Linked DNA regions of Homo sapiens: region 1 is linked to region 2. Evidence: read pairs that join two places in POLR2A ChIA-PET (ENCODE). Cell type or tissue: K562. All regions are shown on one strand. Links, peaks and the distances in the headings refer to the core of each region. The heading gives the core; the rest is flanking DNA.

Region 1 (5,729 bases), core at 242-5,241, 55 kb after region 2:
CTAGAACAGGCTGACACTGCCCTGTGGACCCTGAGACCCCTCAACTGGGACAGGTCGGCCCCTTGGTGGGGTGGGGCTCAATGGTGGACCAGAGGCACGGGCCATTCAGGCTGTCCTTCGCCCACACCCGACCATGCAGGGCAAGGCCAGGGGCCCCCGTGGCTCTAGCTCTGTCCTCTGTGCGCTGAGGCTGAGGCAGGACCACTGGAACCAGCCCTGGGGGCAGAGGGTGGGTTTGGGACTGACACGGTATCCCTGTCCCCGTGTGAAGGTGGCAGCGTCACTCCCATCTGTGTGGACACTGGTTCCACCTCCGCGTGGCTGTACAGTGCTGCCGAGGGCAGTGGGAGAGGCCGTGGGTAATGACCTGGCTTCTAGAACCTTCCCCAGTGGAGCCTAGGGGCCGGGCGGAGATGGAGCCCAACAGGCGAGGCTGGCCCAAGGTGCGGGTCCTATGAGGGGCTTGCTCTCCTAGGGCAGGGACTTCCCGGGGGTTCCGGCTCCAGTGGTGACCTTGGCCTTAGCTTATGTCTGTGACTCACATTGGGCCCTCCTGGAAGTGGCCTGGATGCAAGGTCGGCCCACCTGGTTCCTTCCTGCTCTGTGTGAGCAGCTCAGGCCCTCACTGAGAGTCTGTTTCCCCCTGTAACATGCGGGTTCCCGCCTTGCCCACCACCCAGGGTGCACTGGGGCAGGGAGGGTGGCACAGCTCTCCTGCTGGACCTGCAGCCCATCTTCCGGGTGTCTGACCTCACCTGCACTGGCGCCACCTCCTCCAGGTAGCCCTCCACTCCCACCACACCCGGGCCCTGTCTGAGCTGCTCCAACCCTGTCCCTGTAGGAGGCATTGTGGCCCGTGGTGGGCAAACATGGGGCTTGTGGCTCAGAGCGAGTCCCACAAATGTTGGCTGGGTCATTGAAGTGGACGGCCGAAAAGCTCTTTCAGTTCCCAGAGAGCTGGGCCGCGGCTGGTGTGTGGTGCTGAGGCAGCAGCCTGAGGCTGGCAGAGGGGATGGTGTGTCCTATGTGCACCAGTGTGGACCCACAGTGGCTTCAGGGTGCAGGGTGTCCGGGGAGCCCTGGCTGGTGCCAGCGATGCGGGGCCCCTGGTTATAAGGATGAGCAGATGGAAGCTCACAGGGGCCCCAGGTACCTGGCCCAGGCTAGCCCGGGCAGGCCCCTCTGCCCTGTGCCCCGTGGAGCTGCAGCCCTGTGCGTCTTCCCGCCTGGAAGGCTTCACCAGACACAAGGGCCCAGCCCCAGCTGTGTGTGTGCTGGGCCCAGCCCCGAGGGCCCCCTTCCTCCCCTGCTGCCCTTCCCAGGCTTTCGGGCAGAGCCCTCTTGTTCACCGCCTCCAGGAGGGCGGGGCGTCCTAGTGGGCCCAGCCTCATCTCTGCCCTCGCGCTCCAGGCCTGCTTTCCTCCTGCTGGGTGGGGATTGTGCCCTGGCCCATGTGGGTTGGGAATGGTGGCCCCAGGGAGGGCTCCTGGCACCCGGGGGCTGTGTCCGGGGCAGGTTTCCCTGCCTGGCAGCTGAGCCCTGTCGTGTCTTTGACCCAGACTCGGAGCCGTGGGTCCCGACTGAACATCATCATCATCGCTGAGGGTGCCATTGACCGCAACGGGAAGCCCATCTCGTCCAGCTACGTGAAGGACGTGCGTGTGGGCCTGGGGGTGGCCACTGGGCACCTGCTCCTCTAGGCCGTGTGGGCTGGGGCTCAGGGCTGGTCCTTCCCACTGTCCTGCAGCTGGTGGTTCAGAGGCTGGGCTTCGACACCCGTGTAACTGTGCTGGGCCACGTGCAGCGGGGAGGGACGCCCTCTGCCTTCGACCGGATCCTGGTAAGTGGCCATCACCCTGCCCTGCGTACGTGCGTGGGTAAGCGTGGTGTGTGGGTGTGGGTGTGGGCAGTGTGCACGCGAGCATGGCACGTGCACTGTGTCCATGTGGCTGTGGGTGAGTGTCCGTGTCTGTGTGTGGGGGTGTATGTGTGGGGGACGCGTGGTCCTTGTGGGTGTGTCTGTGTGTGTCTGGTCCGTGTGGGTGTGTGTGGCAGTGTGTGTGGGTGTGTGTCAGTGTGGGTGTGTGTGGGTGTTCCCTCAAGCTGTTGCTCCTCCTGGGGGAGACTGAGGCCTGGCTTCTCCGTTCCCCTGCAGGTATAGGGAACTCAGACCTGGGGACCATGGGAGGCCCCCCACCAGCCTGTGCCTCCTGGCTGTTCTGACCCCCACCCTCTGCCAGCCCAACGTGGCAGCAGTCAGGGCCAGGGGCAGGCCCTGGGAGAGGGGCTGGGTGGGCAGAGGGTGGTGCCCATGGCGCCTGTGGCGTCACAGTCTGGGAGGCTGGTGCTGGGAGGGAGCATTCGGGGTCTGGCCTGGCCTCGCCGTCCTTGGTCCTGATCACCGCTGGGTCTCACTTTGTCCTCTGCAAAATGGGAATGAAGTTGGAGCCAAATGGAGTGGGTCTGGGGCCAGGAAGGCACCATGGTAGGCAAAATGCCTGTGTATGAGGGTGGTCACCCTCTCAGGCAGGGCCAGAGACTGTCAGACAGGTGGGACTTGTGCTGAGGGAGACCAGGTGACTGCGCCCAGCCCTGTGACTGCACCTGGCCCTGTGACTCGTGTGCTGAGCCGAGCATTCCCAGGGAACCCACACAGCTGGACGAGGGCCACTCTATAGAGGGGAGGCTTCCTCAGAGAGGGGCCCCGCCGACCTAGCCAGGCAGCTGCTGTCCCCTCTGTGAGGCCTCAGGCTCACTCTGAAGAGCCTCTTGAGGGGCCGGGGACATCAGGGCAAGCCAGCCGCTGCTGAGCCTGGGGTGATGGAAATGCCGCTGCTGTGACCGGGCCAGCCATGCACTCCCAGCCTGCAGGCTGCTGGGTTTTCCAGCCAGTGTCTTGGATGCCTGATGCCGGGTGTGAAACAAAGGACAGTTGATCGCCCCTAGCCGCGGCTGTCACCCAGAGCGTCAGCATTCTTGTGCTCCCTGAGCCCGTATTCCCACTGGGTGCTGCGAAGGGGCCAGGGGACCCTAGCACGTGCAGTGGTAACCTGCACTTTTCCAAGGAGCCTCATCCTGCATGGGGGGTGTCTCCGAGGCTGCTCCCTAAACAGCGTCCTGGAGAGACTGCCCAGAATAAGGTGCCGCCTGTGCCTCACTTGCAAGATGAAAAAACCTGTGTGGAACACGGAGGGCTGTCTGTGGCCCCGGGGGTCCAGCTGCTGGGCTTCTACAGGGCTGGCCACTGGTGGTCATGGGACGGCCACGGCAACCGCAGGCCTGGCTTTCTTGTCCACTGTGGCCGGTTCCCGGGGTGGGGCTGGGGCCTGCCTTTGCAGTGTGTCCCTGGGGGGCAGCTCCTGGATGTGTCCTCTGCCCAGCCCTTTGGCCGGTGCGGACACACACCAGGGAAGTCACGACATGAGGGCCTCCACGGGAGGATCCATCGCAGCGGATGGGGCCCTGGGGACCTGGCTCCCGCCCTTGCCTTGCGCGCCTAGCGATGGCAGCGAGCGACGGTGGGTGGGTCGCATTGCATGGCACCCTGCAGCCAGCAGTGCAGGCTGGGCCTTCCAGCAGGGCAGCGAGGACTCTGTGAAATGGTGTCTGGTGTGCCGTCGTGAATGCTGGTCAGACACGTTTCCATCTCTGATGCCACCTGTTCTGGAAGCTTCCGTCAGCGTGGGGGGCTCTGGAAGCTGGGGTTTGCACATCTACAGAGGATGGGCATGTGGCTTGGGGTAGAGGGACCAAGTGGGTGTGCCAGCCTGAACCCTTCCCCACAGAGCAGCAAGATGGGCATGGAGGCGGTGATGGCGCTGCTGGAAGCCACGCCTGACACGCCGGCCTGCGTGGTCACCCTCTCGGGGAACCAGTCAGTGCGGCTGCCCCTCATGGAGTGCGTGCAGATGGTAAGCCCTGGGCCCCCCCCATCAGAACCGCCTGGCCCCTCTCCCCAGTCCCCACTCACAGGCCCCACTGCTCTCTGGGGGCCCCAGCACTGTGAGCACCGGAGGGCAGGGCCTCGTGGCTGGCCCAGGGCATCCCAGGTCTCCAGGGAGGGGAGGGATGTGAGCACATCCCTGGGTGGGACGTGGGACCTGGGACGTTCCCCAGGAGGTGTGTCGGAGCTGCAGGGAGCCTGGTGAGCATGGGAAGTCACAGGGGTCCACGGCCACTGAGCTTCTGTAGGCAGTGGTGGGAGTTGGGGTTACGATGGGACGGAGGAGGAGGGGCCAGTGATCAGAGCAGAGCCCTGGGAGGAGCTCAGGCAGGTGATGGGGAACACTGGGGTGGCTGGAGCAGGGACCCCAGGAGAGGAGGTACGGGGAAGGCAGAGGCGAGGGGGCCGGGTGTGGGGGCTGGTCCAGCCCTGGCTCGGTGGGTTTGGAGGCCTGCAACTGGGGCAGAGTGCCCTGCCTGGAGCTGGAGCTGCTGAGAGGTGAGGAGGGCAGCTGGGGGCAGGGTAGGGCCTCCTGGTCTCAGCCAGCCCCAGAAGAGCTGGCCTTGGTGGTGACCGCTGTTCCTAGGGAGAGGCTGCCAGGCCTGGGCCAGGGTCAGGAGATGCCGGCCAGATCTGCCCTCGTCAGGCCCACCAGACAGGGCAGTAGCCATGGGTGTGCGGGCCAGGCTCTCCATAGTCTGTGTTCTGTTTCTCTTCCTTAAGACCAAGGAAGTGCAGAAAGCCATGGATGACAAGAGGTTTGACGAGGCCACCCAGCTCCGTGGTGGGTAAGCCCCCTCAGCAGACCCCTGCACTCTTACATGGCTGGGTCCCGGTGCCAGGCAGCATGTGCTGCAGTGGCGCTATGCACGCCTGGCCTGGGTCATCCTTCTAGGCACCGCGTCTGAAGATCGAGGGAGGAAGGGGCCTGCGGGTGGTACAGGAGGCGGGCTGGGAGGTGTGGTACCACAGGAGACCCTGGGCGGTGGCACGGGCAGGGCCCAGTGCACAGGGATCTGGGCATGGCGAGGGGATGAGAAGCTGTGGATACAAGCCCAGGACATGGGGTGGCCCCGCGGGGGCTGGGAAGGCTGGCAGATGTTGGGTGTGGGTACCACCCCCCTGCAGGCGTCCTGGCGGCCGGGTCAGGCTGGATTGGACGTCTGGGTTCCCATGCGTGCCTCCACCCGCTACCAAGGTGGCCAACCCTCCCTTGAGCTGGATGCCGGCCACGTGCTTTGCTGCACGGGCTGGCGTGGCCTCGTGTTGTGTTGGGGGTCTCGCACCTTCTGTGGAAGGTGCCCTGCCTGGCATGCGCGGTGTCTGCTGCCTCATGGCTGAGCTTCCATCGGGCCGTGTGCCTGTGACCAGCCTCCTGGGCTCTGTCACGGCTGCGCTGTGGCTGTACGCCGTGGCGCTGCAGGGCTGTGCATGGTGTGACCCGAATCCCTTCCAGGAGCTTCGAGAACAACTGGAACATTTACAAGCTCCTCGCCCACCAGAAGCCCCCCAAGGAGAAGGTGAGGCAGGGAGCGGCGCCCACAGAGGGAGGAACGGGCTCAGTTATTCTGCAGCCTCTTCACGCTGGCCCCGTGGCTGGGCCTGCCTGCCCCCACCTTCCCTCCTGCTGGGGTCCGAGCTGTGAGCTGGGAGGGTGGGCCTGACCTCTGCCTGGGCTCAGGCACCACTGTGGCTGGCAGGTCCCGGGTGCTGGGACCCTGGCTGCAGGGCTGGCTGTTGCTTCTCAGTGGTGGATGGAAATGAAGTCAGGCCACAGGCTTAACTC
Region 2 (6,038 bases), core at 1-5,000:
TCCCCAAATGGAGCTGCAGAGCCCTCTCAAAATCCCAGCTGGCTTTTGGGCAGGAGTTGACAGGCTGATCCTAAATTCATACGGAAATGCAAAGGATCCAGAAAAGGCAAACCCACGTTGAGAGAAAGTCGAGGAGTGGTTGCCTAGAGTTAAAAGAAGGGAAGCAAGAAGGGGGAATTTGGAGTGACTGTTACTAGACATGGGTTTTCTTTTCAGGGTGATGAAAACCTTCTAAAATTAGATGGTGATGATGGTTGCTGACTCTGTAAATAAACTAAAATACATTAAACTATATGCTTTAAATGAAGCTACAGGGGCCTTGGGAGGGGGAGAAGGGATACACGTGGCACAGTGGTGTCCACTGCCTCCTTCCAGGATCTCACCGTCACCCAGGCTGGAGTGCAGTGGTGTTATCATAGCTCACTGCAGCCTCGACCTCCCCAGCTCAAGCAATCCTCCCAACTCAGCCTCCTGAGTAGCTGGGACTACAGGTGCATGCCACCATGCCTGGTTAATTTTTATTTTTATTTTTTTGTAGAGACAGAGTCTCACTATGTTGCCTAGGCTGGTCTCAAACTCCTGGGCTCAAATGATCCTCCCACATTGGTCTCCCAAAGTGCTGGGATTATAGGTGTGAGCCACTGTGCCCCGTCTCTTTTGTCTGGTGTGGGCCAGTATGCAAACACTCACCTTCTATATTTCGCTGGTTAGCCTTGACTTCATATGCAATAAGATCTGGAAAGGAAGATAAGAAGTAGCCCCTTTCTTCTTCCTCTGATCTCTTAATTTAAATTCGGCCAGGAAGTGAGCATCACAATTCGTTTTCCAAAGTCACAGGAGCCTGAGGTCCCCTGCCATCCCGCCCTCACACCTTATCTTGGTGTGTTAAACGCCCATACCTGGGGGAAGACTGTGGGTGGGGAACCTCCTGCCCCAGCCCGGGTGCCTGAATAATGCATGAATACTCCAGAAGCCTGGAACTCCAGACCTCATCCAGGCCTGGGATCAGCATCCTAAGTGACTGGTCCAATAAGCAGATGAGCCCTCACCTCTGCCTGTCCCGGGTGAAACGGAGCTTGAGAGCTCACTGGATCCCACCAAAATCACGTCCATGCTGGGCTCGGCCTCTGGGTCCAGGGCTGGGATGGCCGCCATGGGGATGCTGTGTCAGGACACACGGACACAGATGTGAGAAAGCCGTCAGCCCCTGCTCAGATCCCTGATGCACCCCAGCACGGGAAGCAGCTTGCTGAGCAGACCTTGACTAGTTCAGGCCACCTGAACCCCCGCGGTGACACCCACCTGCCCAACCCAGGGATGAGGGGCAGGACAGCCAAGGCCAGTGCCAGCCCTGAGAGGGGCTCAAGGGTCCCCTGAGGCGTGCCCCCCACCTGCCTGGCCCTGTTACAACATGGAAGATGGGGCAAAAAGGGGAGGGCAGGGCCCTCATGAGGACCTGGGGCCAATGGCCGCTGCAGCCCCTGCTTTCCTCTGGGCCCAGCCTTCGACCCCTCAGGGACTCCCATGCCCCAGCCTCCTACAGTGTCCCTCAGGCCCAGCAGGGACCCCTGGGGATGGTCTTGGCCAGCCGCACCCTTGAAGGCAGCATGGTCAGGGAGTAGGAAAGAGACTCACAGGGCTGCTGCCACGGCTCCGGGTACAGCCAGCTGGTGGGTTCAAGGTTCCAGTGGTCCGGGGCTTCCAGGCTCAGGGTCCCCGGGGAGGACTGGGCCATGGAACGAGGGACGGCGCAGGCAAAGAATGAGCTGGAAGGATCCAGGCCCACCTGGGACAGCGGGTGGCCAGAGGTCACCAGGCTATGGGGGCAAAGAATCTGGGCGTGTCCCGCGGGGGCGGGGAGGGGCGGGGGCGGGGCAGCCCTTCAGTGCCGGTTTGCAGTGGGAGGGGCGAGGAGCTGCGGGGGGTCACTTGGGGTGGGGAGCTAGGAAGCTGGGGGACGGGCAGGGAAAGGGAACCCTCAGGTGGGGAGGGTTAAGAGCTCAGTGGGGCTGGGGGATTGGGGTTCAGAGGATGGGGCCCTCAGGGTGGAGTGAGGGGTGGGGTTTGGGGACCTCAGTGGGGAGTGGGGTTCAGGGGAGGGGTGGAGATGGGAGGACTGGGGATGGGGCAGATGAGGGGGGTTTCAGTAGAGGGGGGCCCTTGGGGTGGGGTGGGGGATAGGGGTGGCTGTGGGGTAGGGGCAGGGCGCTCAGAGGTGGGGTTTAGGAAGGTCATAGGGGTGGGCTTCAGGGCAAGGGTGAAGAAAGGGATGAGGGTGGAGGGTGGAGGGGTGGAGGGGTGGAGGGTGGAGGGTGGAGGGTGGAGGTAGGGCAGGGCGGGGGGTTAGGTGGAGTTGGCCCCCTGGGTGGAGATGGGTGAGGATTAGTGGAGGTGGCCCTCAGGGCAGGGTGGGTGGGTGGAGGGCGGGGCTTAGGGAGATCTGTTGGGGGATTAGGGAGTGGGGGTGGGGGTGGATGCTGAGTTGGAGATGGGGGCCTTCAGGGGAGGTGGTCCTTTGGCGGGATGGGGGTGATGATAGGGTGAGGGTGGGCACTCCGGGGCAGGGCTCAGTGGCGGGGGTCGGGGCTCAGGGCAAGGGTAGAGACGGGGTGAAAGTAGGAATGGGGGTGTGAGGCCGAGGATGGGGGTTTCAGGGGAGGTGGCCTTTAGGGCAGGATAGGGGTGAGAATGGGGTGGGGATGGGCCTCAGGGATCTCAGGGTCGGTTGGGATGGGAGTGGGGGTGGGGGTAGATGGTGAGGAGGAGATGGGGGTGTTCAGGGGAGGTGGTCCTCTGGCGGGATAGAGGGAGGGGCGTTCAGGAGCCGGGCTTGGGAGCTCAGTCTGGAGCCCCAGGTTTGGGGGGCAGCTGTGGGGGAGAGAAGGAAACAGGGAAGGCCCTGGAGGATGGGGTAAGGGGTGTTGGGTGGGGAATGTCAGGGCAGGTGGGGGGTTGGGGAGCTGGGAGGGGTAGGTTCAGGGTGGGGGTGGAACGTGGAAGCAGGGAAGGGAGCAGGAAGGTGGGGTGGGCAGAGGGGCAGTGTGGGAGGTGCGGGGTGGGTTGGGAAGGGGGACTTTGTTGGAGGGAGGTTAGGGGCTTCAGAGCAGGGGGCGGAGGACCGCCGGGCAGGGCTGGAGCCACAGGACAATTGTGCTGGTCGAAAGTGGGAGAAGACCCTTGCGGGAGGTAACCCCCCTGAAGTGTGGGCTGGGCCTGGTGACTTCCTTCTGCAAGTACTGCATGAGGGGTGACCACACAGGGGCAGCCTGATGACCCCTTGGCCCCTGGCCCAGGCCAGCGTCTCGGGGAGGATTCGCCTGGGTGGGTGCCCCGCACCGGGGCTTTCTCCCCCCACCCACAGCCCAGCCTCTCCAGGAGTGAACTGGGTCGGAGCAGAGGCGGCCCAGTGCCTGAGCCCTCCTCACTGGGGCAGTCAGGCCGCCCAGCGGGAGAGTCTGAAAAACAGCGGGGCAGGGGGCGGGGGGACCCTGAGGCACTGCGACAATGAAGTGTCACATGGGATCCCGGGACAGAGAGGGGCGGTAGGGAGTGGGAAATCTGAATAAAATGTGGCTCCTTGGCTCTAAGTTGGTGTGTCTGCAGGTTTGTTCATGTAACCACAGTGTCCATGGGGGCCTGAGGGCTGGGTGGGGGTTGCGGCAGTTCTGGACTAGCGCCTCAAGGTTTGTATAACTTTAAAGCTGTTCTAACATAGTTACTTTTTTTAATGAAAAAAAGTGAAGGGAGAGAATACTGAGGATGACAGTGAGATCACTTCCCTGTGTTTGAGTAAAATGATCTTGTTTTCTCCTCCTTTTATTCCAAAGAGCTTTGTTTTTCAGGAGCTCACGGGATTGAAAGTGATTAGAAGGAGACAGCGGGAGCAGCAGGCCCATCTGTCCCCTGACCCCAGCCCCACACCCAACCTCCCCTGCCCTGCAGGGCTGTTCCCACCAGCACAAGTGGAAAGGGGAGAATTCCTGGGGGCTGGTTTTGGCTCCAAGGAGGGGCAGTTTTCTTTTTTCTTTTTCTTTTTTTTTTTTTTTTTGAGATGGAATCTCGCTCTGTCGCACAGGCTGGAGTGCAGTGGCGCCATCTCGGCTCACCGCAAGCTCTGCCTTCCGGGTTCACGCCATTCTCCTGCCTCAGTCTCCCGAGTAGCTGGGACTACAGGCGCCCGCCACCATGCCCGGCTAATTTTTTGTATATATTTTTTTTTTTTAGTAGAGATGGGGTTTCACCGTGTTAGCCAGGATGGTCTCGATCTCCCGACCTCATGATCCACCCGCCTCGGCCTCCCAAAGTGCTAGGATTACAGGCGTGAGCCACCGCACCCGGCCTGTTTTTCTTTTTCTTTTTCTTTTTTTTTTGAGACAGAGTCTCGCTCTGTTGCCAGGCTGGAGTGCAATGACGTGATCTTGGATCACCGCAACCTCAGCCTCCCAAGTAGCTGTGATTACAGGCATGCACCACCATACTCGGCTTTTGTTTTGTTTTGTTTTGTTTTGTTTTTTGAGGAGTCTCCCTCTATTGCCCAGGCTGGAGTGCAGTGGTGCCATCTCTGCTCACTGCAACCTCCAGCTCCCCGGTTCAAGAGAATCCTCAGCTTCCTGAGTATCTGGGGTTACAGGCGTGCACCACCACGCATGGCTAATTTTTGTATTTTTAGTAGAGACAAGGTTTCACCATATTGGCCAGGCTGGTCTCAAACTCCTGATCTCGTGATCTGCCCACCTTGGTCTCCCGAAGTGCTGGAATTACAGGCGTGAGCCACCGCGCCCGGGCTGCCAGGCTAATTTTTTGTATTTTTAGTAGAGATGGGGTTTCACCACGTTAGCCAGTATGGTCTCGATCTCCTGACCTTGTGATCTGCCCGCCTCAGCCTCCCAAAGTGCTGGGATTACAGGCGTGAGCCACTGCGCCCAGCCTATTTTTCTTTTCTTTTTTTTTTTTTTTTGAGACAGAGTCTCTCTCTGTTGCCAGGCTGGAGTGCAGTGACGTGATCTCGGCTCACTGCCACCTCACCCTCCTGAGTAGCTGTGATTATAGGCACGCACCACCATGCCCGGCTAATTTTTGGGGAGGGGGGTCTCGCTCTATTGCCCAGGCTGGAGTGCAGTGCTGCCACCTCGGCTCACTGCAACCTCTGCCTCCCAGGTTCAAGCGAGTCTCCTGCCTCAGCCTCCCGAGTAGCTGGGGTTACAGGCGTGCACTACCACGCATGGCTAATTTTTGTATTTTTAGTAGAGACAAGATTTCACCATGTTGGCCAGGCTGGTCTCAAACTCCTGACTTCATGATCCACCCGCCTCAGCCTCTCAAAGTGCTGGGATTACAGGTGTGAGCCACCTCGCCCCGGCTGCCTGGCTAATTTTTGTATTTTTAGTGGAGACGGGGTTCACTATGTTGGCCAGTCTGGTCTCGAACTCCTGACCTCAAGTTATCCTGGAAGGGCAGTTTTCTTTTTTCTTTTTTTCTTTTCTTTTCTTTTTTTTTTTTTTTTTGGAGATAGAGTCTCGCTCTGTGGCCCAGGCTGGAGTACAGTAGCAATTTCAGCTCACTGCAACCTCCGCCTCCCGGGTTCAAGCAACTCTCTTGCCTCAGCCTCCCTAGTATCTGGGATTACAGGTGCATGCCACCACACCCAGCATTTTTTGTATTTTTAGTAGAGACGGGGTTTCACCCTGTTGGCCAGGCTGGTCTCGACCTCCTGACCTCAGGTAACCCGCCTGCCTCGGCCTCCCAAGGTGCTGGGATTACAGGTGTGAGCCACTGCGCCCGGCTTCCGGAAGGGCAGTTTTCTAACTTCACACCCCAGAACCTCCTGCAGTAAAGGAAGGTTCTGTCCAGGGCGGGTGCCCTGGCGTAGGCCACAGGACAGGAAGCCCCTCGCATCCATCAGAGCCCCCAGTCCCCGTGCACCCCACTGCTGCTCAGCAGAGACCAGAGCGGTCTCAGCAGGAGAGAGGCCCGGTGCTCTACAGATGGGCCCCAGAAAAGCTGGCCTCTCATGGGGAGCTCTCTGGGAGCTCAGTCCC

Evidence for each region. Peaks named below come from ENCODE experiments on the same cell type or tissue, not always from the same donor. Only the 100,000 strongest peaks of a DNase experiment are listed, where the experiment ranks them.
Region 1: POLR2A ChIA-PET joins it to region 2 with 6 read pairs; 4 of 35 experiments call an interaction of 5 or more read pairs at or near these places.

The regions. Positions count from the first base shown.
Region 1 is chr21:44,314,685-44,320,413 of GRCh38, forward strand. PFKL (phosphofructokinase, liver type) reads left to right here. Exons shown (of 22, transcript NM_002626.6): 8 at 1,560-1,655; 9 at 1,748-1,840; 10 at 3,786-3,911; 11 at 4,667-4,731; 12 at 5,400-5,463. Among named protein-coding and RNA genes, the nearest start is that of PFKL, 17 kb to the left of the region's middle. In K562, for the core only: no CTCF peak of the experiment used is centred there; no DNase peak of the experiment used is centred there.
Region 2 is chr21:44,260,105-44,266,142 of GRCh38, forward strand. DNMT3L (DNA methyltransferase 3 like) reads right to left here and starts at 1,793. Exons shown (of 12, transcript NM_175867.3): 1 at 1,636-1,793; 2 at 1,050-1,162; 3 at 691-735. The coding sequence starts at 1,155. RefSeq lists enhancers at 1,508-2,067, 5,932-6,038. In K562, for the core only: no CTCF peak of the experiment used is centred there; a DNase peak (open chromatin) is centred at 1,897; H3K27me3 peaks cover 1,375 bases.